Regions from separate parts of the Homo sapiens genome. Here all the other regions are linked to region 4. Evidence: chromatin loops called from intact Hi-C (ENCODE). Cell type or tissue: HCT116. All regions are shown on one strand.

Region 1 (8,000 bases), 420 kb after region 4:
TCTCTGGTCTAGAAATTAGGCTTGGGCTGGGCGTGGTGGCTCACACCTGTAATCCCAGCACTCTGGGAGGCCGAGACAGGTGGATCACTTGAGGTCAGGAGTTCAAGACTAGCCTGGCCAACATGGCAAAACTCCATCTCTACTAAATACAAAAATTAGCTGGGCATGGTGGTGTGTACCTGTGGTCCCAGCTACTTGAGAGGCTGAGGCACGAGAATCACTTGAACCCAGGAAGTGGAGGTTGCAGTGAGCCGAGATTGTGTCATTGCACTCCAGCCTGGGCGACAGAGAGAGACTCTGTCTCCAAAAAAAAAAAAAAAAAAAAAAAAAAAAAAAGAAGAAGAAGAAATTAGGCATGGGTTTTAGAAATTAGTATGGGCTTACAGAGAGATCCAGTGGGGGCAGTAGGCAGACTGAGTGGCCCCCATTAGGAGCATCTGGGCTGGGCAGAAGCCAACAGGACTAACTTTGAACTTTATTTCCTTCACTGCCTCAGCCAGAGATGTTTTGTTCAACAAAAACTCCAGATTTTCTCCTCCTCTCACTGGGGAGTCATGAAGCTCCCAGGCCTGTGTGGACCTGTAGTTCTGCCCCCGTAAATATATTTCTGCTCGTGGGCCTTCTGTTGACTTGAGAAGGAGCTGTCTTCCAATCTCAGAGGAAGCCTCCTCTGGGCCCAGCTCCGCTGCGCAGTCCACCATGGCCGCAGCAGTAGCAGCTTGAGCCTTCTCAGGAAGGAGGGCGGGTTAGGCAGTTGCCAGTCTCCCCACAGGTGTCGGCTTCATCCTGGGACTTCCAGATATGGGGCATAGGCTAACTGAACCTTTCCTCCTCAGCAGTCTGTGTTACTGGGGACATGTCTGGCACATCTGACATTTTGGGAAAGAACTGCTAAGCCCCCCTAGGACCAGCTCCGGGTGTTCACAGAAGACACTTAAGCCCTGGTTATCAGAATGATTTGTGAACACCAGAAATGCAAGAGGAGTGGAGATTTTTTCTTGAGAGATTATGATGGCTGTGCCATTGTCAAATATTTGACCTCCAAGTTGACAGACCTGAGTCTCCCAGCCTGCTTTGGGTCACCTCCCATTTTCCTGCTCTCTCAAAAACACCTCTTGCAGACTAGCCACTCCTGTGACACCTGGCACAGTCCAGCTGCGTTTCCTGCCCTTGTTCTCTGTCCCTGGAAAGCACGGAATAATCTCAGAGCACGCAGAAGAGCACCTGGAGAAAAGGGGCATTTGGCTTTCACAGCGCCAAGCTTCACGCTCCTGGGCTCCCAAAGGGAACATTAGTCCCCGCTCCACAGACCAAGCATGTTAATTCTGACCCTGGGTTGGGGTGTTAGTTTCCAGGCTATTATGTAGAACATCACGGGGCCTGTACTTTTGCACAGAAGGGAGGCAGGCTGGCACTGTCTAGAGTTAGGATGAATTAAGAACTCTTGAAGAATGTATTTGTAAGAACTCAAGGAATGTATTTGCTTCTATGTTTCAAAGGCAGCACTATTTTACAAACAATAGCTGTTTTCTTCTGCAACCCCTCTCCCTAGATTTTGCTAACTTATTATATCCGGGACAGTCCAACTTCAAACCACCATAACTGAAGCTGGATGTCAGGGAGGTGGGGGTGGGGTGATGGCCAATTGGAGGAGCCAGTAGGATTCTGTGCGCCTGTTCAGCACCCCCCACGTTTTCAGAGTTCTTGCCCAGGAGTTGTTTGTTAATGGGGAATGAGACGTGGAGGAATGAAATCTTTCTCCCAAGTGAGCAAGGTGTAGAACTGTAACTAGCATTTTTGGCGGGGAGGGGAGAGACTCCTTTTGCTATCCTGGAGTGGTATTTCCCTTCCAGTGAATTTGCCAAACAACATAAAAGTCGGGTAGCTGAGGGAGGTTTCTCCTGGTACCTGGGGGCAAAGCTCCAAGGAGGGAAGGGAATAGAAAGTGTCTACCCAGCCCTTACCTGGAATGGCGACGTTCTTTCAGACACTGGGTGCGGGGGAGCCTCTGCTGTGTGGTTTAAGTGGAGGTCTCTGGGATTTTCACCCTGACTTTTCAATGAGGATACCTTGGGGAGCAAGAGAGAGGAAGCCAGCTCCTGTAACCGCTGGACTGAACAGCTGGGCCTCTAACTGAGACATTATTAGCATTTGAAAGCCCCTCTGAAGGGGCCAAGAGCTTCCCAGGGTGGGCGCAGGGGCCTGAGTGCTGAGACCCCACAGTGGCTCCAACAGAATGGGTCTGAGCATCCAGGGCATAAAGACCAGACCGGACTCAAGAATGAACTCATTGTGGCTTTGTCCCATGCTTGAAAACTGTGACCAGGGCTCTTTCATTGTTAAGAAAGACCATTTCTTGTCCACAGAAGAGCTCATAAGTCTAGTTCCTTCATCAGGCAGAGCTGCGGAAGACCCTGCCCCTCACTAGAAGTTTCTGTTAGTGTCCTGCTCTCCAAGCATTTCTGATGGAAGTTGCACTTTCTGCTCCCCACTTTAACTCAGGAGTACCTTTGGCCAAAGCCTGATCACACATGCTCAGGGTGGAACGTGTTGATCCTAGAGCAACACCTGGGCCCGACTCCCTTTTCTTGCCTTAGAGTCTCCCTTTCCCAGCTGCCTAAATTAAGCCTCTTCCCAAGTTATTAAGCCTGCACAAAGTGCTTTTTGGTCATTCTGGTTCAAACAGTTTGGGTTTGCACAGTATTTTAAAATCATGTTAATTCTGGTTAATAAAAGGTCAAAGGTCATGGCTCCAAATCTTTCCAGCCTTTTCCCTGTTTCCAGCCTAAATAAATCCCCACCCGGTTTGGGGTATGTTTCTTTTTCTTTTTTCTTTTTTTTTAATTGTACTTTAAGTTTTAGGGTACATGTGCACAACGTGCAGGTTTGTTGCATATGTATACATGTGCCATGTTGGTGTGCTGCACCGATTAACTCGTCATTTAACATTAGGTATATCTCCTAATGCTATCCCTCCCCCCTCTCCCCACCCCACAACAGGCCCTGGTGTGTGATGTTCGGTTTGGGGTATGTTTCTACAGACTAGACATCAGATAGGGATGCAGAGCTCCAGGGAACTGGCCCATCTGTTTCTTAAACCAGGAGCAATGGTGCCACCTACTGGGCACTTGCTGGTAGCGACAAGCTCTGTGGCCAGTCCTGTTTTCTGGTGACTTGGGTGAGAGTATCTGTACTGTATTCCAGTACACGAGTAATAACATACTGCAGTAGAAAGCATATTGAGTAGGCACGCTATTTCCTGTTAACAGGCTTAGATACTGTGTTTGGGCAAGTTGCCCAGGGTCACATCCAGTTAGGGATGGAGGCAAATAGAAACAGGGCCTTCCCAACTCCGAAGTTCACCACTAAGCCAGGGTTTGCCAAAACCAGCAGGCGATTTCAGCTGGTAACTGCACAAGAGTGGTAACTGGTAGCATGAATAGTGAAGCCACTTTTCTCTCTTTGGTTCTCTTTGTCTTTTTTTTAATTTAAGATGGGGTCTTACTATGTTGCCCAGGCTGGTTTTGAACTCCTGGGCTCAAGAGATCCTCTCACTGGGCCTCCCAAAATGCTAGGATTACAGGCATGAGCCACCATGCCCGGCCCAGTTTGTTCTCTCTCAGTCTTGGTGATTTTGTCTCAGCTCTATATGACTCTTTAAACCTTGAACAGCTCTTTGACCCTTGTTTATTTCATTTTTTAAACAATTTTAGGTAGGCAACAATATCAGTTAGAAATTAATAACATTTTGTTATATTATCCTGAAGTTACCACTTGAGGTAAGCAACGCTAATTTGCCATTAATTTTCCTTATTTAGTATAGTGATATGAAGTTGCCTTTTCAGAGTAAGTTTGTTTAGGTTAAAAAAAAAAGGCAAGTCAATTTTAGGGGGAAAAATACAGGTAAGTAATGGTACAGATGGTGCACAGATATGGCAAACATGCTGATGGGTGTTGTGGATGAGCCCAAAGTTTGGAAAGTGTTGGGCCATGCCCATCATCACTGACGTACTGTGAGACTGTGGGCAATCTCAAGCATCCTTTTCTCATTTGTAGAAAAGAACATGTTAGTAGGTGATTGTTCAGGTCATGTAGACATACACAGTGCTGTGATGTCTCAGCATTATGGGTCAGGTTTCTCCCAGGCCAGGCTGCTGTGCCTGGGGTGGTGGGAACAAGGAATTTAAAGGCTTGGCCTTGCTTCCCCTACTTTGCCTGTGCCTCAAGATTCCTTCCTTTTGCCTGCTATATTTTCTTTTTTAATAACAGATTTATTGACATACGATTCACATACCATGTAATCCACAGTTGTGAAACCATCACCATAAAAAAAGAACCTCATATTGGTCACTCCCTATTCCCTCCAACCATCACAGCCCTAGACAACCACTAATCTACTATCTGTTTCCATAGATTTGCCTATTCTGGACATTCCATATGGATGGAATCATATAAGGTCTATTATGACTGGCTTTTTTCACTTAGCATAATGTCTTTAAGGTTCATGTTATAGTATATATTAGTATTTTGTTCCTTTTTATTGCCAGATAATACTTGTAATTGCCATCTTTTTTGTTTTAAACATTCTAGTGGATATGAAGTGGTGGTGTCTCATTGTGGGTTTTCTGTTTTCTTTTCTTTTGTTTTTTGAGACAGGGTCTCACTCTGTCATCCAGGCTGGAATACTATGGTGCGACCAAAGCTCACTGCAGCCTCCACATCCCGGGCTCAAACAATCCTCCCACTTCAACCTCCCGAGTACCTGGGACTACAGGCTTGGGCCACCACACCCAGCTAATTTTTTGTTTGTTTGTTTGTTTTTTATAGAGATGGGGTTTTGCCATGGTTGCCCTGGCTGGTCTCAAACTCCTGGCCTCAAGCGATCCTCTCACCTTGGCCTCCCAACACTTTGGGAGGCCACTGCACTGGCCTCATTGTGGTTTTGATTTGCATTCCTCTGATGGTTAATGGCATTGAGGATCTTTTTATGTGCTTATTAGCTATTTGTATATCTTTTTTTTTTTTTTTTGACAGAGTCTCACTCTGTTGCCCAGGCTGGAAGGCAATGGCACGATCCTGGCTCACTGCAACCTCTGCCTTCCGGGTTCAAACAATTCTCCTGTCTCAACCTCCCTAGTAGCTGGGATTACAGGCTCATGCCACCACACCTGGCTAATATTTGTATTTTTAGTAGAGACGGGGTTTCACCATGTTGGCCAGGCTGGTCTTGAACTTCTGACCTCAGGTGATCTGCCCGCCTTGGCCTCCCAAAGTGCTGGGATTACAGGTGTGAGCCACCATGCCCGGCCAGCTATTTGTATGTCTTCTTTGGAGAAATATATTCAGATCCTTTGCTCATTTTTAAATTGAATTATTTATCTTTTATTATTGAGTTGTAAGAACTCTTTATATATTCTGGATACAAAATACTTAATATATGCTGGATACTTATTAGATATATGATTTGCAAATATTTTCTCTCATTCTCTGGGTTTTTTCTTTTAAAATGTGATTAAGCCTGGGCACGGTGGCTTACGCCTGTAATCCCAGCACTTTGGGAGGCCGAGGCGGGTGGATCATGAGGTCAGGAGATCGAGACCATCCTGGCTAACACGGTGAAACCCTGTCTCTACTAAAAATACTAAAAATTAGCCGGGCATGGTGGCGGGTGCCTGTAGTCCCAGCTACTCGGGAGGCTGAGGCAGGAGAATGGCCAGAACTCGGGAGGCGGAGCTTGCAGTGAGCCGAGATCACGCCACCGCACTCTAGCCTGGGCGACAGAGCGAGACTCCGTCTCAAAAAAAAAGAAATTGTGATTAAATATATGTAACATAAAATTTATCATTTTAACAATTTCTAAGTGTACAGTTCTGTGACATTATTAAGTACATTCACATTGTTTTGCAGACATTACCACCATCCATCTCTAGAAGTTTTTCATCTTCCCCAACTTAAACTCTGTACCCACTAAGCAATAACTCCCCACTCGCTTCTCCCCCAGCCTCTGACAACCACCATTCTATTTTCTGTCTCTATAAATTTGCCTACCCTAGGTACTTCATGTAAGTGAAATCATGCAGTATTTGTCCTTTTGTGTCTAGCTTATTTCACTTAACATAATATTATCAAGTTTCACCCATGTTTTAGCATTTGCCAGAATTTCTTTTTTATGGCTGAATAGTATTCCATTGTGTGTAAATACTACATTTTGTTAATCCATTCATCTCTTGATGGACATTTGGGTTGTTTCCACCTTCTGGCAATTGTGAATAATGCTGCTGTGAACATAGGTATACAAATATCTGTTTGAGACCATGCTTTCAGTTATTTTGGCTATATACCCAGATGTGAGCTTGCTGGATCATATGGTAATTCTGTGTTTAAATTTTTTTTGCAGAACCGCCGTACTGTTTTGCACAGCGGCTGCTTCATTTTATATTCCACCAGCAATGCACACGGATTCCAAATTCTTTGCATCCTCACCAACACTTGTGCACTTATTTTCTGTTTTCTTTTTTTTATTAATAGTCACCCTAATGGGTATAAAGTGATATCTCAAAAGTGATTTTGCTTTGCATTTCTTTTTACTTTCTTGATGGTATTGTTTACAGCACAAACAGTTTGTTTTGTTTTGAGACGAAGTCTTGGTCTTGTCACCCAGGCTGGAGTGCAGTAGCGTGATCTCGGCTCACTGCAACCTCCTCCTCCCGGGTTCAAGCAATTCTCCTGCCATAGCCTCCCGAGTAGCTGGGATTACAGGTGCCCACCACTACGCCCGGCAAATTTTTTTGTATTTTTAGTGGAGACGGGGTTTCACCATGTTGGCCAGGCTGGTCTTGAACTCCTGACCTCAGGTGATCTGCCCACCTCAGCCTCCCAAAGTGCTGGGATTACAGGCATGAGCCACTGCGCCCAGCCAGCACAAAAGGTTTTAATTTTGATGAAGTCTAATTTACCTATCCTTTGTTACTTATGCTTTTGATATTGTATGGAAGAAACCTTTGCCTAATCCAAGGTCAAAAGATTTACTCCAATGTTTGCTTCTAAAAGTTTTATAGTTTTAGCTATTACAGTTAGGTCTGTGATCCATTTTGAATTGACTTTTGTTTGTGATATAAGAAAGAGCTCCAACTTTATCCTTTTGCGTGTGAGTATCCAGTTCTTTTAGCAGCATTTGCTGAAAAGACTATTTCCTTTATCGAATTGTTTTGGCCCCCTTGTTGAAAATTAATGCCCACAGGCTGGGCGCAGTGGCTCACGCCTGTAATCCCAGCACTTTGGGAGGCCGAGGCACGCGGATCACGAGGTCAGGAGATCGAGACCCTGGCTAACATGGTGAAACCCCATCTCTACTAAAAATACAAAAAATTAGCTGGGCGTGGTGGCGGGCACCTGTAGTTCCAGCTACTCGGGAGGCTGAGGCAGGAGAACGGCGTGAACCTGGGAGGTGGAGTTGGCAGTGAGCCGAGATCGTGCCACTACACTCCAGCCTGGGCGACAGAGCAAGACTCTGTCTCAAAAAAAAAAAAAAAAGAAAAGTAAATTAATGCCCACAAATGTGAGAGTTTATTTCAGGCCTCTCAATTCTATTACATTGATCAAATGTCTGTCCTTATGCCAGTGCCGCACTGACTTGGTGACTATATCTTTGTAGCAAGTTTTGAAATCAGGAAAATTAAGACCTTCAACTTTGCTCGTCTTCTTTAAGAATGTTTTGGCTATTCTGGGTGTCTTGCATTTCCACGTGAAGTTTTGAATCCGTTTGTGAATTACTGCAAACAGCATACCTGGCATTTTCATAGGGATTGCACTGAACCCGTAGATGGATTTGGGGATACTGCCATCTCAACAACACTAAGTCTTCCGATCCATGAATGTTGGATATTTTTCCGTTTATGTAGGTCTTCTCGAATTTCTTTCAATGATGTTTTGTAGTTTTCAGAGTATAAGTTTTCATTTCCTTTGTTAAATGAAGCATTGTATTATATTTGATGCTACTG
Region 2 (8,000 bases), 230 kb after region 4:
AGAGTGCTGTAGTTTGGTTCAGGGCTACTACCAGGCACTGCGGTCACTGCTGGCCTGGGTGGTCTTCCCTGATCACAATGCTACTATGCCCTTGGACCTTCAGAGAGGCTTCCGATTTCGATATGGCTGTGAAGGCCCCTCCCATGGAGGACTGCCCGGTGCCTCCAGTGAGAAGGGCCGAAAGACCTATCCCACTGTCAAGGTGAGCCAGGATGGTGCTGGAGGGTGGGCTAAGTGGACAGCATGCCCAAGGCCCTGACTGACAGTCCCTGCCTCTCCTAGATCTGTAACTACGAGGGACCAGCCAAGATCGAGGTGGACCTGGTAACACACAGTGACCCACCTCGTGCTCATGCCCACAGTCTGGTGGGCAAGCAATGCTCGGAGCTGGGGATCTGCGCCGTTTCTGTGGGGCCCAAGGACATGACTGCCCAGTAGGTGCCCTCTACGCCTGGCCCCCACTGGTATGCCCGTCTGCCAGTCCCAGGCCCCAGCCCACCTCCATGAGCTTAGCATCTGACCAAGGGGAAAGATGTAGGTTGGCCCCAAACCCAAGGGCCTAAGTAGAAACTCCAATGGCTTCCTTGAGGAAGTAAGGCTGAGCTGAGCCCTGGCAATGGGAAAGGTGCCTCAGGAAGAAAGAACTGCATGGCCAAAGGCCTCCGATTCTCTCTTCTCAGATTTAACAACCTGGGTGTCCTGCATGTGACTAAGAAGAACATGATGGGGACTATGATACAAAAACTTCAGAGGCAGCGGCTCCGCTCTAGGCCCCAGGGCCTTACGGGTATGGGTGCAGGGGGTGGGTCGGGTATGGGTGCAGGGGGTGGGTGGGTCATGGGAGGTGCTCATGGAAGGAGCAGGGAGGGAGAAGCCCAGGGGTCACACATGTACCTACTGCCCAGAGGCCGAGCAGCGGGAGCTGGAGCAAGAGGCCAAAGAACTGAAGAAGGTGATGGATCTGAGTATAGTGCGGCTGCGCTTCTCTGCCTTCCTTAGAGCCAGTGATGGCTCCTTCTCCCTGCCCCTGAAGCCAGTCATCTCCCAGCCCATCCATGACAGCAGTGAGTATCCTGATTGCCTGGGGTGCCAGGCCTGGTGGCAGAGGTGGCATGAGGGGTGACCTCAAGCTGTGCAGTCAAACAGACCCAGGTTTCAGAACCTGGCCCTGCCACATATGAGCTGAGTGATCCTGAGCAAGTCATTTCCCCCCCGAAGCTTCTGTCTTTAGTAAATGTGTATATTGGGTGTTTCCTGCAGCTCCAGGGGTTGCTGAGATAAGGAATACAAAGCCCCCAGCTTCTTAAATGTGGCCTTGGCTATTGCATCATCTCAACTAATCCATATCCCACTCCATAGAATCTCCGGGGGCATCAAACCTGAAGATTTCTCGAATGGACAAGACAGCAGGCTCTGTGCGGGGTGGAGATGAAGTTTATCTGCTTTGTGACAAGGTGCAGAAAGGTGAGACTGGAGCCCACTTTGGGCACCAAGGACATCGAGTATAAGACTGGGGCCAGGGAAGCTCTAGGGTAAATGGCCCCAGAGATTCCACCGGGAGCTGTGGCCAAGCTTCCGTTTTCCTTGTAGATGACATTGAGGTTCGGTTCTATGAGGATGATGAGAATGGATGGCAGGCCTTTGGGGACTTCTCTCCCACAGATGTGCATAAACAGGTACCCAGGGCTAGGGCCCGGGCCCGGGCTGGGGGCTAAATTAGGCTAAGGACTCACTGACACCCTGTGTCTCCCTGCACCCCCCAGTATGCCATTGTGTTCCGGACACCCCCCTATCACAAGATGAAGATTGAGCGGCCTGTAACAGTGTTTCTGCAACTGAAACGCAAGCGAGGAGGGGACGTGTCTGATTCCAAACAGTTCACCTATTACCCTCTGGTGGAAGGTGGAGCTGGGCTGAGGACCTCAGGGTGCTGGCGGGGGGCCAGGCTGGGCTAGAAGAAGGTCCCAAGAGCTAGATGTGGGGATGCATGAGCCAAGTCAGAAGTGCGAGGGTCCCAGGAGGTGCTTCCTAGGAGCCGGCCCTGAGGGCTCTTCTGGGAAGGGCCCCTGAGGCATGACACAATAACTGGGCTCAATCTCATTTTCCTCTGCCCCCAGACAAGGAAGAGGTGCAGCGGAAGCGGAGGAAGGCCTTGCCCACCTTCTCCCAGCCCTTCGGGGGTGGCTCCCACATGGGTGGAGGCTCTGGGGGTGCAGCCGGGGGCTACGGAGGAGCTGGAGGAGGTGAGGGGGTACTGATGGAGGGAGGGGTAAAGGTAAGAGAAGCTGTGGAGGAAAAAAATCTGGGGGAGGCCGGGCGTGGTGGCTCACGCCTGTAATCCAGCCCTTTGGGAGGCCAAGGCAGGCAGATTACCTGAGATCAGGAGTTCAAGACCAGCTTGGCCAACAGCGTGAAACCTCGTCTCTACTAAAAATACAAACATTAGCTGGGCATGGTGGCAGGCGCCTGTAATCCCAGCTACTCGGGAGGCTGAGGCAGGAGAATCGCTTGAACCCTGGGAGACAAGAGGTTGCAGTAAGCTGAGATCACACCACTGCACTCCAGGCTGGGCAATAAGAGCGAAACTCCGTCTCAAAAAAAAAAAAAAAAAATCTGGGAGAGTCATGGCTGGTGCCCGCTTCCCACAGCCCTGCCTGTATCCACAGGTGGCAGCCTCGGTTTCTTCCCCTCCTCCCTGGCCTACAGCCCCTACCAGTCCGGCGCGGGCCCCATGGGCTGCTACCCGGGAGGCGGGGGCGGGGCGCAGATGGCCGCCACGGTGCCCAGCAGGGACTCCGGGGAGGAAGCCGCGGAGCCAAGCGCCCCCTCCAGGACCCCCCAGTGCGAGCCGCAGGCCCCGGAGATGCTGCAGCGAGGTATGGACTCCGGGGCACGGGCGGTCGGGGCGCCGGGGCTGAGGACCTAGCCCTGACCCACGCCCTCTGTGGCCCGTAGCTCGAGAGTACAACGCGCGCCTGTTCGGCCTGGCGCAGCGCAGCGCCCGAGCCCTACTCGACTACGGCGTCACCGCGGACGCGCGCGCGCTGCTGGCGGGACAGCGCCACCTGCTGACGGCGCAGGACGAGAACGGAGACACGTAGGCAACAGAGGGCCTGGCGGACGAGGCGCGGGGTGGGGGCAGGAAAGGGACCGGCACGGAGGCGGGCTCTGCAGTTTTCGGACACGCCAGGCTTCAAGTCCGGCCTCGGTGTTCACAAGCTCTGTTCAAGCTGCTTGGTCTCTCCAAACTTCAGTTTGGTCGACCGTGCAAGGGGTACAGTCATAGCACTTACCTACCTCAAAAGGTGCTGCGAAACGTTAAGTGCAGGCACAGCGATGCCCTGGGCCACGTGCTGGGTTCCATGGGCCCCAGCGAGGGAGACTATGAGGGCGGTGGGGCCTTGAAAGCGAAGGATGCTCTGAGTGGCTGGGCCAGACTCTCGCTCCCCAACCCCCAGACCACTGCACCTAGCCATCATCCACGGGCAGACCAGTGTCATTGAGCAGATAGTCTATGTCATCCACCACGCCCAGGACCTCGGCGTTGTCAACCTCACCAACCACCTGCACCAGGTGCGGGGGCGCCTACTGGGGAGGTGGGAGGGGTTGGAAGGCAAGTGGGTCTCGGGCCTGGCTCACCCTGCTTTCATCCCCAGACGCCCCTGCACCTGGCGGTGATCACGGGGCAGACGAGTGTGGTGAGCTTTCTGCTGCGGGTAGGTGCAGACCCAGCTCTGCTGGATCGGCATGGAGACTCAGCCATGCATCTGGCGCTGCGGGCAGGCGCTGGTGCTCCTGAGCTGCTGCGTGCACTGCTTCAGAGTGGAGCTCCTGCTGTGCCCCAGCTGTTGCATATGCCTGACTTTGAGGGTGAGCTCCCCATCTCACCTGACTAAGGGGGCAGGCGGGGACCAGGGAGGGTATCTGGCCAGTGCCCAGAATGGACTATGAGGTGTCGAGATTGAATGGTCAGGGCTGGTCCAGGGGCTGCCTTAAGGGTCACAGCTGCAGGTTGAGCATCCTGCATCCTTAGGACTGTATCCAGTACACCTGGCAGTCCGAGCCCGAAGCCCTGAGTGCCTGGATCTGCTGGTGGACAGTGGGGCTGAAGTGGAGGCCACAGAGCGGCAGGGGGGACGAACAGCCTTGCATCTAGCCACAGAGATGGAGGAGCTGGGGTTGGTCACCCATCTGGTCACCAAGGTGGGACTGAGGATTGTGGAAGGAGTGGGGCCAAGGGTGGTGGAGGGGCCAAAGATGGTGAAGGGGGGGGCTGGCCAAGGGGACCATGCTGTGGTGTCAACTCTCGCTGCTCGCACCCCCAGCTCCGGGCCAACGTGAACGCTCGCACCTTTGCGGGAAACACACCCCTGCACCTGGCAGCTGGACTGGGGTACCCGACCCTCACCCGCCTCCTTCTGAAGGCTGGTCAGTCTCACCCTCAGGGGCACTTGAACAGGGTGGGGGGAAGGGAGAGAGGTGCCTCCCAGTCCCCCGACTTTGCAGTCCTTAATGTAGGCCCCCACCATACCGCCCCATGACGGCCTCCCTCTCCCAGGTGCTGACATCCATGCTGAAAACGAGGAGCCCCTGTGCCCACTGCCTTCACCCCCTACCTCTGATAGCGACTCGGACTCTGAAGGGCCTGAGAAGGACACCCGAAGCAGCTTCCGGGGCCACACGCCTCTTGACCTCACTTGCAGCACCAAGGTGAGGCCAGCCCGGGACTAGAAGTGCTCTGAGTGACGGGGTCCAGAGTATCTGGACTTAAAGACACAGGCTTAAGGACGAGGTGGGAGGTAGTCAGAACTGCGGCTGTCTCCCCAGGTGAAGACCTTGCTGCTAAATGCTGCTCAGAACACCATGGAGCCACCCCTGACCCCGCCCAGCCCAGCAGGTGAGAAGCATCAGGCATCCCCAGCCCGACTCCTCTGACTCCTCACAGAGGTCTCTTCTCCTTCAGGACCTCTGAAGGAGGCCTCCCTTTCTCTACCCTCAGCCCCGTCCATCACCCCTCATGGTCCTGTCTGTCGCTTACCTTGGGAGAAAGGCAGTGTTCAGGTGTCCATGTCCCCACCCAACTCTGGAGGTAAATGACATGTCTGTATGTGTGTCCCCCTAAGGGCCGGGACTGTCACTTGGTGATACAGCTCTGCAGAACCTGGAGCAGCTGCTAGACGGGCCAGAAGCCCAGGGCAGCTGGGCAGAGCTGGCAGAGCGTCTGGGGCTGCGCAGCCTGGTAGACACGTACCGACAGACAACCTCACCCAGTGGCAGCCTCCTGCGCAGCTACGAGGTGGGTTGGCCTGTGCCCTGCCCCCTCCCCAGCCTCCTTTCCCGATCTGAGTCCAGGTGCCTCCTTGGCCCCAGGGCTCCCGAGCACATGCCCTAACCATGACTCAGACCTCATTCCTCTGTCTTCTCAGCTGGCTGGCGGGGACCTGGCAGGTCTACTGGAGGCCCTGTCTGACATGGGCCTAGAGGAGGGAGTGAGGCTGCTGAGGGGTCCAGAAACCCGAGACAAGCTGCCCAGCACAGGTAAAGGGGCCTCCCTGGAAGGTGGATCTGGACCTGGAGGGCCGGAGGCCTGAGGCTTTGACTATCCCATTCCTGTCCCCATTTACCCCCAGCAGAGGTGAAGGAAGACAGTGCGTACGGGAGCCAGTCAGTGGAGCAGGAGGCAGAGAAGCTGGGCCCACCCCCTGAGCCACCAGGAGGGCTCTGCCACGGGCACCCCCAGCCTCAGGTGCACTGACCTGCTGCCTGCCCCCAGCCCCCTTCCCGGACCCCCTGTACAGCGTCCCCACCTATTTCAAATCTTATTTAACACCCCACACCCACCCCTCAGTTGGGACAAATAAAGGATTCTCATGGGAAGGGGAGGACCCCTCCTTCCCAACTTATGGCAGCCCCTGATGTGACTCTTGTCCCTGGAACCAGCTACCCACCCTGCCCACATGCCAGGCATGGTGAGAAGAGAAGGAGGAGGCCCAGCCAGCAAGTCCAGAGCAGTTTTAATGGGGGTGGAGGCTGTACAAAGGGCAAGGCCCACTGAAGCGGGGGAAAGCCAGGCCGTGCTGCCCCCGGCCCAGGTATGGGGCCTTGGCATGGACGCCCTTCCTCCACCTCCAGCAAGAGAAAGAGTAAGCCCTTGGGGAGGAAGGAGGGGAAACCAGCTCAGCCCCAAATCCTGGTCTCTGTCCAAGCCAGGCCCCAGGACAGAGGGGGACTGATGGTGTCAGGGTGGGGGTGGTCTCAGCAGAAAGCAGAAACGGCATCAGGCCTCTCCCACACAAAAAAAAAGCATCAAAAGTTCAGGGGCGCTAGCCCCTCCCGCCCCCGCCCACCCTGTACGAAAAAGTGCAAAACATTATCACAAAAAGGGGCTCTCGGAGGTGCCCCTAGCCTAGGCTCCTGAGGCCCAGGCCCCAGCCCTGCCCTGCCCCGGACACCGCGTCCGGCGCGGTCGGGCCCTAGGCCGGGAGGCCCTCGTGGGTGGCCCGAGGCCGGCCCGGGCTCAGGCAGGGCCATGTCATCCTTCAGGTGCCCAGCAGGCACTCCCCACCCTAAACCTCATCTCAGGGCTTCCGCCGCCCACTGCCTGCCCCTGGCCGAGGCTCTGAGCTGTGACGCTGAGCCCGGGGCTGGCTGGAGGGTTTGGGCTGCAGGGAGGGACTGGAGTGAGAAGGAGGGAGTCCATCCTCTGTGCTCCCGGCCTGGGCCAGTGCTGCCTCCACTGCATCCAGCTCCTCACTGCCTGCCTTCAGCTTGACCCGAAGCAGCGCTGCATAGGTGCTGTAGCGGGATTTCTGAGGCAGAGGGGCAGGGGCTGTGAGAGCCTCTTCTCTGCCTTCTGCCCACCCCACCATCTGGACCAGGGAGGGCCGCCAGCAGGGCAGAAGATGGCAGGTGCCCACCCAGGACTGTGAGATGGTCCCATGCGGGCTGGTGCCCCCTCTGGGCTCTCCTGGGACCATCATCTATAACCTAATGTGTCTTGAGCCTTTACTAGAGCTGGGGAAATGGCACGCTTGAGACATGCCTCACCTCGAGACCCCAGTGGATGTCAAATGTTATCCTTGTTGCACAGAGGAGGAAACTGAGGCTTAGGTTAAGCAACCTGCCCAAGGACCTCCGGCCGGTTCCACTGTTAGAGTTCATGCCCTTCACCCTAGTATGGGCCTGCGTGTGTGGACAGAGGGGCAGACAGGGAGGCTCACCTCAAACTCCAGGTAGGCCTCCTTCTGCCGCTGCTCTTCAGCCTCCTTGCCCCGGCCCTTCTTGCCCAGCTGGGCGGCCCGGTGCTCCCGCAGCTCACTTGCCATGGCCTTCAGCTTGGCCTCGTGGGTCCGCACCTGCTCCTCCTAGCGGCCAGGGGGAGGCATGGTCATGGTCACTCTGCCCTATACAGTGCCTCTGCAGATTTTTAAAAAGATACCCCTTCCAGCCGGGCGCGGTGGCTCACGCCTGTAATCCCAGCACTTTGGGAGGCCAAGGCGGGCGGATCACGAGGTCAGGAGATCGAGACCATCCTGGCTAACACGGTGAAACCCCGTCTCTACTAAAAATATAAAAAATTAGCCAGGCGTGGTGGCAGGTGCCTGTAGTCCCAGCTACTCAGGAGGCTGGGGCAGGAGAACGGCGTGAACCCGGGAGGCAGAGCTTGCAGTGAGCTGAGATCGTGCCACGGCACTCCCACCTGGGCAACAGAGCGAGACTCCATCTCAAAAAAAAAAAAAAAAAAGATGCCCCTTCCTTTGGACAAACAAAGCACTATGTTTGGGTTCCCAGCCGGCAAGCGGGACCCAGTGGGGGCTGGATTTCAGTCCCTGCTCACCCCTGTGGCCAGCATCCTGGTGCAGGGGACATCTCCACGATCACACGCAGCAGCCTTGAGTGCAGTGGGCCTGAGCCTAACACCCTCCATCCCACTGGCACTAGGTGGACAGAGCTTGGGCTACCTGGGAGAGGCGGGTGGCAGCGCTGGGCAGGAGAGGGCG
Region 3 (8,000 bases), 310 kb after region 4:
AAGGTGATGTGAGATGGCGTGACCAAGAAGCTATGTAGTATTATCAGGGAAGGCCTCTCCGAGAAGGTGCCCCTCAGGATGTGAGCTGAATGGCAAGGATTTGTCTAGAAAAGGTCTCAGTGAATCGCAGGCAGAGGGAACAGCAGGCGCAAAGGCCCAGGGTGTCAGGGGTGATTAGGAAATGTGGCTGGAAAAGCGAAGAGGACTTTGTTGATCAGGGCAGTGTTGGAAGCAAGCTGTTGGGAGGGTTTTATTTTTATTTATTTATTTATTTACTTTTTGAGATAGGGTCTCCCTGTCACCCAGGCTGGAGTGCAGTGGCACGATCTTGGCTCACTGCAGCCTCGACCTCCCAGGTTCAAGTGAGCCTGCCACCTAGCCTCCCAAGTAGTTGGGACCACAGGCGTATGCCACCATGCCTGGGTAACTTTTTGTATTTTATGTAGAGATGGGGTTTTGCCAGGTTGCCCAGGCTGGTCTCAAACTCCTGAGCTCAGGTGATCCACCCACCTTGGCCTCCCAAAGTGCTGGGATTACAGGCATGAGCCACCACGCCCGGCCAGGGAGGGTTTTAAACAGGGAAGTGACGTAGTGTGATTGACTTTTTAACAAAATTCACTCTGGGCTGGGTGAGGTGGCTCACACCTGTAATCCCAGCACTTTGGGAGGCTGAGGAGGGCAGATCACCTGAGGTCAGGAGTTTGAGACCAGCCTGGTCAACATATAGTGAAACCCCCGCCTCTACTAAAAAATACAAAAATTAGCTGGGTGTGGTGGCGCATGCCTGTAGCCCCAGCTATTTGGGAAGCTGAGGCAGGAGAATCGCTTGAAACTGGGAGGCCGAGGTTGCAGTGAGTGGAGATCGTGCTACTTCACTCCAGCCTAGGTGACAGAGCGAGACTCCCTCTTTCCAAAAAAAAAAAAGTTCACTCTGGCTGCCATATGGACAGCAGATCATAGGGAGGCCAGAATGGGGACAGCAGGGACATCTTTGGGAGACTGGCAGAGGCCGTGGAGACTTGGGCCAGGGTGGTGGCAGGTGGGATACGTTTTGGAGTTGGGGGGAGATGAAGGATTGGGTGTTGGGGAGTGATGGCGTGAAACCAACCAGGGAACTGAGGAGGACTTTGAGGTTTTGGGCCTGAGTTATTGGGTGGATGGTGGTGCCCGTCACTGAGATGGGAAGAGTAGGAGAGGAGTGGGTTTGGAGGAATCAGGAGTTGTGGTCTGGACACGTCCATGTGGTGTCTGAGATGTCACACCATAGACTTGGAGGGCACCAAGGCTTGGAGGACAGTGGGCTGACCATGGTCTTTCTGTGCTCTCTTGTCCTAGGTCATGACCTCTTCCAGCAGTCCCTCATAACCCCTGTGGGGAGTGCCCATCCCTGGCCAGAGCCCCCAGCTCCAGCCCCTGCACAGGCCCCGACGCTCCGCCAGGGCTGCTTCTACCTGCTGGTGCTGGTGCCCATCACCTGTGCTCTGCTGCAGCTCTTCACCTGGTCCCAGTTCACGCTGCATGGGAGACGCCTGCACATGGTCAAGGCCCAGCGCCAGAACCTGTCACAGGCCCAAACCCTGGATGTTAAGATGGTGTGAGAGCTGTGGCAAGGTCACCCCACTGAGGATGCTGCTGGCAGCCTGGGGAAGGAGCCAGTTTTTTTTGGTTTTTTTTTTAAGGATTTCATAGTTTTTTTTTTTTTTTTTTGGAGCTGTTGCCCAAAAAAATGGATCTGTTGCAGTGGTGCAATCTGGGCTCACTGAAACCACCACCCAGGTTCAAGCAATTATCCTGCCTCAGCCTCCCGAGTAGGTGGGATTATAGGAGCGTGCCACCATGCCCGGCTACTTTTTGTATTTTTAGTAGAGACAGGGTTTCATCATGTTGGCCAGGCTAGTCTCAAACCCCTGACCTTAGGTGATCAGCCCGCCTCGGCCTCCCAGAGTGCTGGGATTACAGGCGTGAGCCACTGTGGCCAACCTAATTTTTGTATTATTTAGTAGAGACAGGGTTTCACCACATTGGCCAGGCTGGTCTCGAACTCCTGACCTCAAGTGATCTGCCTGCCTTGGTCTCCCAAAGTGCTGGGAATACAGGCATGAGCCACCGCACTCGGCCAGGAGCTAGTTTTACCAGCACCCTGCTCCACTGCCTTCCTCTAGTGCAGCCTGGAAGACATGGCAGCGGGTAGCTCCTGGGGCTGAGCCAGAAGCATCACTGCAGTGAAAGTCTCTGCTTACCTGTCTGGCTCAGCTTGGGCAAGGGCTGGGCCATATGTGCTCAGGGACGTGCTTCTCTTGTAAGGCAGGAGGACAGAAGAGGACCAAGAAGGGAGGGGGCTGCCCTGTGGTGCACACAGGCCTGCCATGGGGCGTGGGAGCCCATCCCGCTGCCTGACTGGAGCTGGCCGCTGTGGTGGACTCAGGAACCACTTTTAATACTGCAACTGCTCCCTTTTGCCCAGTCAGGGAAAGCTGACTGTAAGTCCCACCTCCCACTCCGTCCACCCTTCTAGTGGTTTCTCTGAGAGGTTTCTCTGCTTCAGCTGTGCTTGAAGTGGCATGCCTCCTCTGCTGCAGGGCTCCCCCACCCCCACACGGCCTCTAAAGATGTTTATTTCCTTATAGACTGATTAAAGTCAGCCATTCTTTTTCCTCAAGTCTGTGCTGTGTGAGTGAGTGGTGGGTTGCTGGGGTTGAGAACCAGGATTCCTTACTGACTAGAAAAAGCCCCTGAGAGCATTTTTCTGAATAAGAGTGGTAGGTAGGCCGGGCGCAGTGGCTCATGCCTGTAATCCCAGCACTTTGGGAAGCCGAGGTGGGTGGATCACCTGAGGTCTGGAGTTTGAGACCAGCCTGAGCCAACATGGCAAAACCCCATCTCTACTAAAAATACAAAAATTAGCCAGGTGTAGTGGTGTGTGCCTGTAATCCCAGCTACTTGGGAGGCTGGGGCAGGAGAATCGCTTGAACCCAGGAGGAGGAGGTTGCATTGATCGCGCCACTGCATGCACTCCAACCTGGGCGACAGAATGAGACTCCATCTCAAAGAAAAAAAAAACCCACCTTGGTGGGTTACCAAGATGCCAGGGAGAAAAACATAGATTGGTAACTGCATAGGCACTCGGGCCCAAAATGACCATTAGGCCTCAGTGCATTTCCCATGTATCACTGCTGGACATGGTAGTCAAAGAGAGAGGAGCCTCTTTTAGGCCCGAGGTTCTCAGCCTTGGGGTCCCCTGGGGAACTTAAAAAATACTGACATCTCAGTTCCATTCCTTGGGATTCTGACTTAATGTGTCTGGGGTATGGCCTGGGCAGTAGGATTTTGAACATCTCTGTAGGTGATTTTATCATGCAGCTGGCACTGAAAACCATGACTCTCAGCCACCATTTCTCAACCTTGGCACTAGCACTGGAGATATTTGGGGCCAGATTGTTCTCTGTTGTAGACATTTAGCACCCCCCACCCCACCCCACACACACACCAGTTGCGACAAACAAATACATCTCCAGGCATTGCCAGATGTGTCCTGGGAGGCAAAATTGGTTCCAATTGGGAACCACTGCTCTAGGCCAATGGTTTTTTACAGGCTGCATGGTGATTAAAAATGTAGGCTGTAGGTTCTATGGCCTGGGTTTACATTCGGGATTAAGAAAGGCCAGCGCTGGGCACGGTGGCTCACACCTGTAATCCCAGCACTTTGGGAGGCCGAGGCAGGCAGATCACCTGAGGTCAGAAGTTCGAGACTAGCTTGGCCAACATGGTCAAACCCCATCTTTATTAAAAATATGAAAATTAGCTGGGCACAGTGGCAGGCACCTGTAATCCCAGATACTTGGGAGGCTGAGGCAGGAGAATTGCTTGAACCCAGGAGGCAGAGGTTGCAGTGAGCGGAGATTGAGATTGTGCCTCTGTACTCTAGCCTGGTGACAAAGTGAGACATGATCTCAAAAAAAAAAAAAAAAAAAAAAAAAGGCAGAACTTTGGAAAATTGCTTAATCTTTCTGTGGCTCCAAATCCTTATCTGTAAAATGGACAACAAAAGCACGTATATTTTGTAAGGTTATTGGGAAGATTAAATAGTTACCATTTGGCAAAGACCTGGCAATTTTCCTCCCAAGTGCAGGTTTTAAACGGAGAAGTGATTAATCAGGATATCTGAGTATGGGCCCTGGAAACTGCACTGTAATAAGCTCCTGGCCTTCTTCTTTTTTTTTTTTTTTTTTTTGAGACAGAGTCTTACTCTGTCGCCCAGGCTGGTGCGATCTCAGCTCACTGCAACCTCTACTGCCCGGGTTCAAGCGATTCTCCTGCGTCAGCCTCCTGAGTAGCTGGGATTACAGGCGCCTGCCACCACGCCCGGCTAATTTTTGTAGTTTTTAGTAGAGACGGGATCTCACCATCTTGGCCAGGCTGGTCTTGAACTCCTGACCTTATGATGCACTTGCCTTGGCCTCCCAAAGTGCTGGGATTACAGGTGTGGCGTGAGCCACCGTGCCCGGCCAAGCTCCTGGCCTTCTTATTCACTTGACAGTTTTGAGAATCTTTGATTTCAGGGATGTTGAGAGCTGCTCCTGTCATCTGGAGTTGAGTCTCACCCATGGGCTACAGTGTACACAGGAGTGGGACCTTCTGTTCTTGAACTTAGGCTGTGGTGTGATCACCCTTTTCTCTGCATCCACCTGACAGGCTGGGACTTGGGCTATGCTCTGGACAAGGCTGGCTGGTGCAATGATGCCCTCTAGAGGATGGATCAGGCCCAGTCACCACCTCAGATTCAGTGCCTGCTGCTCTTCCTCTTTCCACTTGGCCCTGGTGACAGACAGATAGAGGCCCAGCTGACGTGTCTATCGGAACGACTTTATTTCAGTACACTGGGCCCCACCAGGCAATGTGGTTTGTGCGAGGCTGTGCGAGGGACAGGCTTGGGCTAAGAGAAGGGAGGTGAGTTGGTTAAGCGCACTGCAGTCCGCGGGGCGCTACGTTGCTTTCACACATACCTGCTGCTGTGGCCCACACCTGGCAGGGGCCTTTGGTCATAGGACGGCGTGGGGGAGAATACTGTGTGAAGTCTGGGATTGGGGTGGGTCTTGGTGTCACAGGTGAGGGTGCCGGTGAAGACAGGCTGGCCCCAGCTTTGCACCATCTAGGCTGAAGGCCTTTGGACCACTCCTAGGAGTCAGGCCTGGCTCCATTAGCTCCTGGCACTCTGGTCTGGCCCACTCCCTCCTTAACCAAGCAGGTCCAAGGTCAAGAATGGCACAAGATCAGCCCAGAGGGGGCCTTCCCACCTCTACAACCTAGTCCCCTGGTCAGCTACAGTGGCAAAAGGCAACTTGGTAAATTGCAGCTTTCTCCAGTCTTAAGGGCACTGGCTCTCCAACACCCCTCCCTTGCTTAGGGGCCTCTGCCAAAGAAAAATTTTACCTCCTGTTTCAGAAAATCTAACCAGCAACCAGCCTGTTGATTCCAGGGCAGTGAGCAAGAGGAAAAGGGAGAAAGAGCCTGGTGGGAGTGTCTTTGAGTGTAGCTTCCAATCTCAAATGGTCCTGGAACCTGTGGACACTGTCAGCTCACCATCAGCTGGGAGAGGTGGGGCCCTGGAGGCTAAGCTTAGGTGCTGTAAACATTAGTGTAGCAAGGCAGGAGGCAGCAAGCTCCCTCTCTCCAGCCCCTAACTGAACAAACACTTCAATAAATAAAACGGTTTGAAGATGGCATTGCAACAAGAACAGATGGAAAGCGAGGTCCTGGAACCAGCAGGTGCCTTAAACTCTCCCAAGGCCCCCGAAAGGGGACTGGGCTGGGAACATTAACTCTGCAGCCATTCAGAGTGAGGACTGCTCCTGCCCTCCTCCAGTGGCCGGTGTGGTCCTGTTCCCTGGTGAACATGAGGGCCTCCTGCTCTCTCCTGACTCCAGTCTCTGTAATAGCTCTTGGGGTGCTTTTCCAGCCTCCCAAACCAAAATGGCAACAAAACCAGACAGAACTCAACCCCAGTCCCAGTCCTCAGTGTGCAGTCAGGAGGCATCGATAGTGGAGGCAGCAGCTGCCTGGGGCCTCAGGGCACCCTGGGGGTGGGGGTGAGGGTGGGGCCAGCCCAGCCTAGGATGGTCAGCAGCAAGGTCTCCCGGGGGATGGCTTACCTCCCTCTGTCTCCCTGTGGTAGTAAACGGAGTCCCCCACAGCCAGCCAGAGGCCACCTGAGGAGGGAGCACAGCCTCTGCCAGCGCTCTTCCCTGTCAGGAGCCAGTTAGTGGTCAACCCCAGGCCTCAGGCCATCACCACTGCAGGTAGTTCATCGTCCTTTCTGGGCCCAGGGTCCCAGGGCCACACGGCACTCGCATGTGCACACACACTCATATCCACACACGCACTCACACACAGGCAGTTCCTCGCAAACACTCCGACTCAAGAAAGCGAGTTTTAAAGTGGAGTTAACTTCAGAGAGAGGTGAAGATGATGTCCCGACATTAGAAGGTTTTTCTGTGGATGGATCGGGCACCGTCTTCCTCATATTCCTTTTTGGAGACCCACATCTTCTTAAAGGTGTCCAGGGAGGCAAGGATGGAGCCCCTGGAGGGAGGAAACCCAGAGGAACTGTGTGAGAGAGAAGTGGCTGTGTGTGGAGCCTACCAGTCCCCTGGGGCCAAACCAAATCAGGCTTTTCTTTAGAGGGTGCTGAGGGGTTATCAGTGCCATCACTTCCTGTTCTGTTCTTACTCCTGGAAGAGCTACTCACCCAATCCACGTGGAATACAGTCTCTCCTGAGGTGCAGATATCTGCAAAGGTGGGGGAAAGAGGAATCTGAGACTTCCAGCCCTCCCGCTCCCTTTCCCTACAATGCTCCTCTTTCTGCCCATGGCAGGGGATACATTTTACACAAGCCTGAAGCTCTGGCCTCTCTGGAGGGCACTGTGGCCAGCCTGCCACTCATCTGGGGAAGCAGGTTTCCAGTCCCCACAGGTCCCAGGGAAGCTGGGACTATTGGGGGGGGCAGGGAGAAGCAGACTCCATGGCAAGAACTGTACTCCTTCCTTTAGGATCCCCGCTCTCCTCAGACAGCCAACCTCCTTCACCTATCACTAAGGTGTCAGACTGTGTGACAGGGGAGCCACCTGGGCAGGGGGCACAGCAACAGTAAGTCAGTCTCCTCTTAAGATTATAGTTTCCCTGAAAGATCACGCAGGGGGCCCTCTACCTAGTACCCTGCCTCATCTGGGTATTAGAACTGCCTGCCTTTGGTGTGAAGAGGGAGAATGAGAACTCAGCCTCCCTGTGGCTGACCTAGACCTCAGGGTCAGTGTACAGGCTGGGAACCTGGCGCTGCTTGTAGAGCCATGGCTGCTTGAAGAGCTTGGGCAAAGCTAGAGGGAAGCTACGCCAGGTGGCACTCTGTCCATGGAAGCCTAGTTCCACCCAGGCCAGGCCCCACCATGCTCCTACCCTGATCTTCACATCTTTTGGAGCTAGTTTCTTCACTTCACTCAGGAGCCTGTCACCAAAACCTGAATGGGCAAAGAGGAGAACTTCAAGTCAATTCTCAGGGTGCCTGGAGCCAGCAGGAGCTGAACACTTCCAGGGGAAGGGCTCCAAGAGAAGAGACAAACCTTTGAACAGGGTAGAGCCTCCTGAGAGGACAATGTTAGAGAAAAGCGTGCGCCGCAGGTCCATGTCTGACTTCTGAATGGCGAACACCAGGACCTCGTGGATGCCTTCACTCTCCTCTCCAATCAAATCTGGCCTGAAGAGCAACTCAGGGGCCCGGAATCGGGAAGGACCAATCTGCAGGTAGGAGGGCCAGCTGAAGAGGTCGGAGCTGGGACCAAGGTCCCTTTGGGAGTGGGAATGGAAGACGCCCCTCTGCACGTCACTTAGTAACTGGGTGGCTATGAAGGCCAGGCTCAAGACAGACTCTACATGTCAAGGGCTTAAAGGAACAAAGATAGGCCTCCTGGAAACTAGTGAGGGGAGGCTCCTATATTTCCTTCTCGCT
Region 4 (8,000 bases):
CCACTGCACTCCAGCCTGGCGACACAGTGAGACGCTGTCTCAAAAATTTAAAAAAAAAAAAAAAAAATTTCATCTCAGCCCTGTTTCCTGGAACCTGCTTCTGTGTCTCCTTCCAGACAGTTTCTAGGTATGTGCTACTATATGCATCCTCCCCTCCTTTTTTTCTTGGCACAAATGGGGCAGTTCGTCAAGTGCAATGTTTTGCAACTTTCAGAGCTCAATTCATAGCAGAACACAGCAGCTCATTTTTAATGGCTATATGGTACTCTGTTTTAAGTTATTTAAATTAGTACTTTAGGGGCAGAAGTTTAAGTATTTTGCTATTACAAATAGTGTTACACTGGGTAGTCTTATACATGAGACTGAGTATCTGTGTGTTTTTATGTAGGAAATATTCCTAAAAATGATGGCTGGTTCAAAGGATATTTGCATTTATTAATAACATTTTGATCATTATTGCCCTCCAAAATCGTTCTACTAATCGTATAGTTCCAGCAACATTTTATCAAAGTGCCTCTTTGCCCTCTTGCCAACACTATTTACCAAATTGATCTTTGCTACTTGGATAAATGAAAATGCTCTCTCATTTTTGTTTGTTTTTGTTTTATAGTGGTAAAACACGACATTAAATTTACCACTAACCATTTTTAATTGTATGGTTTAGTAGTGTTAAGTATATTCCACTGTGTAACAGATACCTAGGACGTTTTCATCTTGTAAAATTGAAACTATATTCATTAAACACTAATATCCCCTCCTCCCCAGCCCTTGGCAACCATCTTTCTACTTTGTTTTTATGATTTTGGCTACTTTAGATATAACCTCATGAGTGGAACAGTAATGATATTATCTTTTTGTAGCTGGCTTATTTTACTTAGCCAAGCCAATGTCCTCAAGGTTCATCCATGTTATAGCAGGTGACAGGATTCCCTTCCTTTTTAAGACTGCATGATATTCCATTGTACGTCTATACCACTTTCGCCCAGACTGGAGTGCAGTGGCGTGATCTCAGCTTACTGCAACATCCGCCTCCCAGGTTCAAGCAATTCTCTGCCTCAGCCTCCTGAGTAGCTGGGATTATAGGCACCTGCCACCATGCCTGGCTAATTTTTGTATTTTTAGTAGAGACGGGATTTCACCATCTTGGCCAGGCTGGTCTTGAACTCCTGACCTCGTGATCTGCCCACCTCGGCCTCCCAAAGTGCTGGGATTACAGGTGTGAGCTACCACGCCTGGCCTTGGCATTTTTATTTTATTTATTTTGAGACAGGGTCTTGCTCTGTCACCCAGGCTGGAGTACAGTGGTGCAAACTTGGCTCACTACAACCTCCACCTCCCAGGCTCAAGCAATCCTCTCATCTTAGCCTTCCGAATAGCTGGGACCACAGGTATGTGCCACCACACTTGGCTAATTTTTGTGTTTTTTGTAGACAGGGTTTTGTCATGTTGCCCAGGCTGGTCTCGAACTGAGCTCAAGCTATCTGCCTGCCTTGGCCTCCCACAAGTGTTGGGATTACAGACGGGAGCCACCGCGCCCAGCCCGTTTTCATTTTTAAGTTGAATATGACATACATCCATTAATTTATTCTCCTTAAAACATAAATAATTTGTGAGGTTGCTGTTTATTGTTTAAATCATGACTTTTCTTCTGTATTGTATAACCCTTCTCAGTCTTGTTTGCTTTTTTCCGACAGAACTCATTTCCTCTTAGGCCTTGCAAAGCTGAGTCTGCTACGTTTTGCAGCTAGTGTGTTACACAAATGAGGCGGTTTAGCAAATTGCCTAACAGTATTCATTAGGAAGGTTAACCTGAGTCTGCGTTTGTTTGTTTGTTTGTTTGTTTTTGAGACAGGGTCTTGCTCTGTTGCACAGGCTGGAGTGCAGTGGTGCGATTACGATCACCGCTCACTGCAGCCTCAGCCTCTGGGGCTCAAGCAGATACTCTGATCTCAGCCCCCTGAGTAGCTGAGATCCTCCCACCTCAGCCTCCTGAGTAGCTGGGACTACAGTAGTCACTAGGCTTGGCTAGTTGTTTTTTTGTTTGTTTTGTTTTTGTTTTTGTTTTTAATTTTGTTTTGTAGAGACAGGGTCTCCCTGTGTTGCCCAGGCTACTCTCAAACAATCCTCCCACCTCAGCCTCCCAAAGTGCTGGGATTACAGGCGTGAGCCACTGTGCCCAGCCCAGAGTGTACCTTCTGATGTAAAATGAGAATACTGGCTGGGCCTGTAATCCCAGCACTTTGGGAGTCCAAGGCGGGTGGATCACGAGGTCAGGAGATCGAGACTATCCTGGCTACTTGCAGTGAGCTGAGATCGCACCACTGCACTCCAGGCTGGGTGACAGAGCAAGGCTCTGTCTCAAAAAAAGAGAGAATACTATCTCAACTCATTTGTAGATTCTTGACTCTCTCAGAGGCTTGTTGTAAGGACTGAGAATTTAAAGCACTTAGTACAGTCCCTGGCATATTATAAGCACTCCATAACTGCCTCTTGCTCAACAAAAAAAGCTTTGGAAATGATGTTCTTTGGTTTCCTTGTGATGTGCAACATGCCATTTTGGCAAAGGCATCAAGCATATGTTAATGATTATTTCCCTGCAATGGTTTTTTGTTGTTTCACGTTTATCATCTTTATTCCTGATACAAAAATGGATATGTGGAATTGGTCCTATTAGAAACTTCTTAGTTTTGTGAAGAATCTGGAATTCCTACCCCTTGCTGATGGGCTCTGGCACTGAAATCCGCAAATTCAGTCAACCAGACACATGGCTCATGCCCCTCTGCATCATGCTTCATGGACACAGGCAGGAGACTTCCTAATGCCCTGTTGGGGGCTTGCCCTTCGCCCGGTGTAGCCTTACTGCAACCCTGTTAGGTGGGTATCGAGTAGATCATTCCATTTGGGGCCAGGTAAGTCTTTGCTTTTGAGGACTGTCCTGTGTGTTGTAGGATGTGTGGCAGCGTCCCTGGCCTCTAACACTGCATGCCAATAGTTTCCCCTAGTTGTGACAACCAAAAACGGCTCCAGGCATTGCCAAATATTTTCTGGGAAGGAAAATTGCCCCTAGTTGAAAACCACTACGGAAACAGCCCTGAGTATCAAATGATTTACTTAGGGTTGATGAAACTGCAACTTAGTGGCACATTGAGACAAGAACACAGGTCTCTGTATGTCCAAACATGGAGCTACCTGTATTCAATAGTCTTTGTGAACCTGCTATGTACTCGTCATAGAACTCCCAGAGAGCTCAGTGTCTAATGGGGAAAGTCAGGCATGGGAATGGTTTCTGTGCACTGAGCTGAGTTCTGTCCCAAACTGAAGGTCAGAGTAGCACCCCTAAGGGTACAAGCAAGAAAATACTTGGCTTGGCCCGGTGTGGTGGCTCACACCTGTAATCCCAGCACTTTGGGAGGCCGAGGCAGGCAGATCACGAGGTCAGGAGTTCGAGACCAGCCTGGTCAACATAGTGAAACCTCGTCTCTACTAAAAATACAAAAAATTAGCCAGGTGTGGTGGCAGGCGCCTGTAATCCCAGCTACTCAGGAAACTGAGACAGGAGAATCGCTTGAAACCGGAAGGCGGAGGTTGCAGTGAGCCAAGATCGTGCCACTGCACTCCAGCCTGGGCAACAAAGTGAAACTCTGTCTCAAAAAAAAAAAAAAAAAAAAAGAAGAAGAAGAAGAAGAAAAGACTTGGCTGATGGTGGCCTAGGATTCTGAAGACAGCTGCAGTTTGCCAGGAGCGAGAAAAGTGCATACCGTGTAAGGAAGAGTGCCTTTTCCAGTGGGAGAAGAGGGCTGTTAGAATGGGTCAAGCAGAGGTGTGCGGGAGGTGGGGGCAAGATACTGCGAAATTTCACTGAGAGTTCAATGTCAATGGCCTTTTGTACCTAAGTTAGGAATTAGTACTTTATTTTGTCCACCTGAGTATGTTAGGAGATTTGATAGTCTAATACAATACTCCTGGCACTAATCCGGTTGCGGTGAAAGCACTATTTCTGCCGGACCACGAAGTTCTCAAATCCCTCCTGCAGAGCCTGTCTGCAGTTACCGATGGGGCCAGTAGGTGGCGATGTTGCCCCCCTGTTTAGGGAGCTGGGCTGGACTTAAATAGAAGCTTAACTCCTTACTTACTCCAGTGCTATTCAACAAACTTGAAGAGCCGGGCGCAGTGGCTCACGCCTGTAATCCCAGCACTTTGGGAGGCGGAGGCGGGCGGATCACGAGGTCAGCCGATCGAGACCAACCTGGTTAACACAGTGAAACCCCGTCTCTACTAAAAATACAAAAAATTAGCGGGGCGCCGTGGCGGGCGCCTATATAGTCCCAGCTACTCGGGAGGCTGAGGCAGGAGAATGGCGTGAGCCCGGGAGGCGGAGCTTGCAGTGAGCCGAGATAGCGCCACTGCACTCCAGCCTGGGCGACAGAGCGAGACTCCGTCTCAAAAAAAAAAAAAAACACCTTGAAGAGCCCACTGTGAGCCTTTGGATACACAGATGAATAAGACACAGGCCCTCATCTGAGGCTCTTTAGTTTTGGAAATTAGAGAAGGGGTTTTTTGTTTGTTTGTTTGTTTGTTTGTTTTGAGACAGAGTCTCGCTCTGTCGCCCAGGCTGGAGTGCTGTGGTGCCATCTCGGCTCACTGCAAGCTCTGCCTCCTGGGTTCACGCCATTCTCCTGCCTCAGCCTCCCGAGTAGCTGGGACTACAGGCGCCCGCTACGGCGCCCAGCTAATTTTTTTGTATTTTTTAGTAGAGACGGGGTTTCACCGTGCTCTCCATCTCCTGACCTCATGATCTGCCCGCCTCGGTCTCCCAAAGTGCTGGGATTACAGGCGTGAGGCACCGCGCCCGGCCGAGAAGGGAGGTTTTCTGGTCTCTGGTCTGTACTGGTTATCCATGAGAGGTTACCTGATACCTGAAAGCCAGTGGCAGGCAACATGGCTTGTAGAAGATTAATGTTCCCCGTGGAACCCCAACCCTACCTCCAGGTCCTGGCAGGGCCTTCGGGCTCCTGCAAGGGTGACCGGCTGCAGATCCCACTGCTGATGGAAATTGCGGGCCTGTGTTCTTCCTAGGTCTGGGAGCTCAGAGGCTTTGATGCCTTCTCCTCTCTCCTCTCTCTTCCCTCCTCTCCCAGCATAATCTCAAGGAGCTCAGGATTGAGGAGAACAAATGCCAGGCTTCCGCCTTGGAAGTGGATACTTCCAAGTGGCAGAGGAAGTACAGAGTATTTCAAGAAATTAGCCTGCCAAACAGAAATTTATCCATTCAGCAAAAATTCATCCATTCAGAAAATATGAGTGGCTGCCATGCGCCAGGTACATGACATGTGATCCTGTGTGGTAGCTGTTGCAGATACAATCCTGAATGAACAAAAAACACAGTTCCAGCAATCAAAGTTTACTCAAAAAAAGTTTTGTTTACTCAAAAAAGACAAAAAGTTTGTCCGACTAGTGAGGGACAAAAATATTAATCCTCACAAATAAATGTGTAAATACAAACTTCAGTGTGTGAAGGCAGGTTGTACAGAGCTATGAGAGCATGTAATAGGGGCAGCTGACCCATGTGGTGGTGGGACTTCCTCATGGATAGCATGACCATGTAACTTTTTTTTTTTTGAGACGGAGTCTGGCTCTGTCGCCCAGTCTGGAGTGCAGTGGCCTGATCTCCGCTCACTGCAAGCTCCGCCTCCCGGGTTCACTTCATTCTCCTGCCTCAGCCTCCCGAGTAGCTGGGAGTACAGGCGCCCGCCACGCTAATTTTTTGTATTTTTCATAGAGACGGGATTTCACCGTTTTAGCCAGGATGGTCTCGATCTCTTGACCTCGTGATCTGCCCGCCTCGGCCTCCCAAAGTGCTGGGATTACAGGCGTGAGCCACCGTGCCCAGCATGACCATGTAACTTATTGTCTGAACTGGGATGCTTTTGAGAGGAAGAGGGAGGGAAATTAGTCTGAGATGAATAGGTGTAAAGTGAGGCTATGCTAGTCATGCCAGGACATATGGTCACTCTAGTAATAGAAATCTAAGAATAGGAAGTGATGTTTCAGCCAAAACCTGAAGTTAAGGGTTAATTAGGGGAAGCTAGAGGGTTGGGGGTGCTAGATATGTGAGTTTTCCAGTTAGAGGGAATAGCACGTGCAAAGACCTTTTTGTGCCTTGGGAGGATGATGGAGACCCCACACTGAAAGGTCTATGCAGCTGGAATGCAGAGTGAGGAGAGAGAGCAGTGTAACATGAAGCTAGAGAGGTAGGCAGGGGTAGAGTAGGCAGAGGCTTTGTAAGGCATGTTTGAAATGTCGGTCTTTAATAAGGCAGTAGGGGCCAGGCTTGATGGCTCATGCCTGTAATCCCAGCACTTTGGGAGGCTGAGGCGGGCAGATTCCCTGAGGCCAGGAGTTTGAGACCAGTCTGGCCAACATGGCAAAACCCCGTGTCTACTAAAAGTACAAAAAATTAGCCGGGCGTGGTGGTGGGCACCTGTAGTCCCAGCTACTCGGAAAGCTGAGGTAGGAGAATTGCTTGAACCCGGGAGGCGGAAGCTGCAGTGAGCTGAGATTACACCATTGCACTCCAGCCTGGGCAACAAGAGTGAAACTCTGTCTCAAAAAAAAAAAAAAAAAAAAAAAAAAAAAAGGCAATAGGAAGCCATTCAAGGTGTGAGTGTCTTAGCTTGGGCTGCGATAACTAAATACTAGACTGGGTGGCTTAAACAACAGAAATTGATCTCTTACATTCTAGACTCTGGGAAGTGAAGCATCAAGGGGCCGACCAATTCACTTCCTGGTGAGGGCTGTCTTCCTGGCTTGCAGATGGCCATCTTGCTGTGGCCTCACATGATGGGGGCAGAATGGGGCGAACAAATTCTTTGGTGTCTCTCTTTTTTCTTTTGTGTTTGTTTGTTTTAGAGACAGGGTCTTGCTATGTTGTCCAGGCCATAGTGCAGTGGCTATTCACAGGTGTGATCGCAGCACACTACAGCCTCGAACTCCTGGGCTAAAGTGATCCTCCCACTTCAGCCTCCTGAGTAGCTGGGACTACAGACACGTGCCACTGCACCTGGGTCTTCGGTCTCTCTTTTTTTTTATTTTTTTGAGACAGAGTCTTGCTCTGTCGCCCAAGCTGGAGTGCAGTGGCACGATCTCAGCTCACTGCAACCTCCACCTCCTGGGTTTAAGTGATTCTCCTGCCTCAGCCTCCCAAGTAGCTGGGATTACAGGCACGTGCCACCATGCCCAGCTAATTTTTGTACTTTTAGTAGAGACGGGGTTTCCCCATGTTGGCAAGGCTGGTCTAAAACTCCTGACCTCAGGTCGGGCACAGTGGCTCACGCTTGTAATCCCAGTACTTCCGGAGGCTGAGGCAGGTGGATCACGAGGTCAGGAGATTGAGACCATTCTGGCTAACACGTGAAACCCCGTCTTTAGGGAATATACAAAAACTTAGCCAGGCGTGGGGGCGGGTGCCTGTAGTCCCAGCTACTCAGGAGGCTGAGGCAGGAGAATGGTGTGAATCTGGGAGGTGGAGCTTGCAGTGAGCCGAGATCGCACCACTGCACTCCAGCCTGGGCGACAGAGCAAGACTCCGTCTCAAAAAAACAAAACAAAACAAAACAAAACAAAACAAAAAAAACACTCCGGACCTTGTGATCCGCCCGCCTTGGCCTCCTGAAGTGTTGGGATTACAGACGTGAGCCACTGTGCCCAGGCAACGGGCTCTTCTTATGAAGGCACTGATCTCACCTGGGTCTGCACCATCATGACCTCATCTAAACCTAATTAGGTGGTGATTAAAGGCCCCATCTTCCAACATACCACACTGGGGATTAGGGAGTCAATATATGAACTTGAAGACTTCACAAATATTCAGTCCATAAGAGTGAATGTGTATGCGTGTGTGGTTTTTTTTTTTTAATTTTTTTTAATTTTTTTTTTTTTTTGAGGCAGAGTCTCGCTCTGTCGCCCAGGCTGGAGTGCAGTGGCACTATCTCGGCTCACTA

Evidence for each region. Hi-C counts contacts between places; a loop is a spot of excess contacts. Peaks named below come from ENCODE experiments on the same cell type or tissue, not always from the same donor. Only the 100,000 strongest peaks of a DNase experiment are listed, where the experiment ranks them.
Region 1: it touches region 4 in a loop (7-fold over the local background); 17 of 110 quality-filtered maps call a loop at or near these places.
Region 2: a loop joins it to region 4, with 8 times the contacts of the local background. A loop is called at or near these places in 40 of 110 quality-filtered maps.
Region 3: a loop joins it to region 4, with 9 times the contacts of the local background. A loop is called at or near these places in 15 of 110 quality-filtered maps.

The regions. Positions count from the first base shown.
Region 1 is chr10:102,580,876-102,588,875 of GRCh38, forward strand. The region is part of intron 3 of SUFU (SUFU negative regulator of hedgehog signaling); the gene reads left to right. Among named protein-coding and RNA genes, the nearest start is that of TRIM8-DT, 58 kb to the right of the region's middle. In HCT116, a CTCF peak has its summit at 3,135 (motif pointing left); a DNase peak (open chromatin) is centred at 3,116.
Region 2 is chr10:102,396,622-102,404,621 of GRCh38, forward strand. NFKB2 (nuclear factor kappa B subunit 2) reads left to right here. Exons shown (of 23, transcript NM_001322934.2): 5 at 104-202; 6 at 283-434; 7 at 681-787; 8 at 906-1,064; 9 at 1,360-1,464; 10 at 1,591-1,676; 11 at 1,764-1,902; 12 at 2,118-2,243; 13 at 2,667-2,876; 14 at 2,956-3,097; 15 at 3,459-3,573; 16 at 3,657-3,870; 17 at 4,034-4,203; 18 at 4,326-4,428; 5 more. The coding sequence ends at 5,755. PSD (pleckstrin and Sec7 domain containing) reads right to left here. Exons shown (of 17, transcript NM_002779.5): 15 at 7,962-8,000; 16 at 7,221-7,364; 17 at 5,998-6,809. The coding sequence ends at 6,579. Among named protein-coding and RNA genes, the nearest start is that of NFKB2, 4.9 kb to the left of the region's middle. RefSeq lists enhancers at 1,151-1,445, 4,254-4,950 and silencers at 2,660-2,979, 7,191-7,485. In HCT116, CTCF peaks have their summits at 3,065 (motif pointing left) and 7,359 (motif pointing left); DNase peaks (open chromatin) are centred at 3,030 and 7,360; H3K4me3 peaks cover 2,439 bases; H3K27ac peaks cover 5,328 bases.
Region 3 is chr10:102,474,387-102,482,386 of GRCh38, forward strand. SLC68A1 (solute carrier family 68 member 1) reads left to right here. Exons shown (of 10, transcript NM_024789.4): 10 at 1,336-2,659. The coding sequence ends at 1,598. It overlaps ACTR1A (actin related protein 1A), which reads right to left. Exons shown (of 11, transcript NM_005736.4): 8 at 7,615-7,789; 9 at 7,451-7,512; 10 at 6,746-6,786; 11 at 4,843-6,579. The coding sequence ends at 6,477. Among named protein-coding and RNA genes, the nearest start is that of SLC68A1, 17 kb to the left of the region's middle. In HCT116, a CTCF peak has its summit at 4,756 (motif pointing left); a DNase peak (open chromatin) is centred at 4,725.
Region 4 is chr10:102,165,536-102,173,535 of GRCh38, forward strand. No RefSeq gene overlaps it. Among named protein-coding and RNA genes, the nearest start is that of NOLC1, 17 kb to the left of the region's middle. In HCT116, a CTCF peak has its summit at 4,057 (motif pointing right); a DNase peak (open chromatin) is centred at 4,086; H3K4me3 peaks cover 567 bases; H3K27ac peaks cover 410 bases.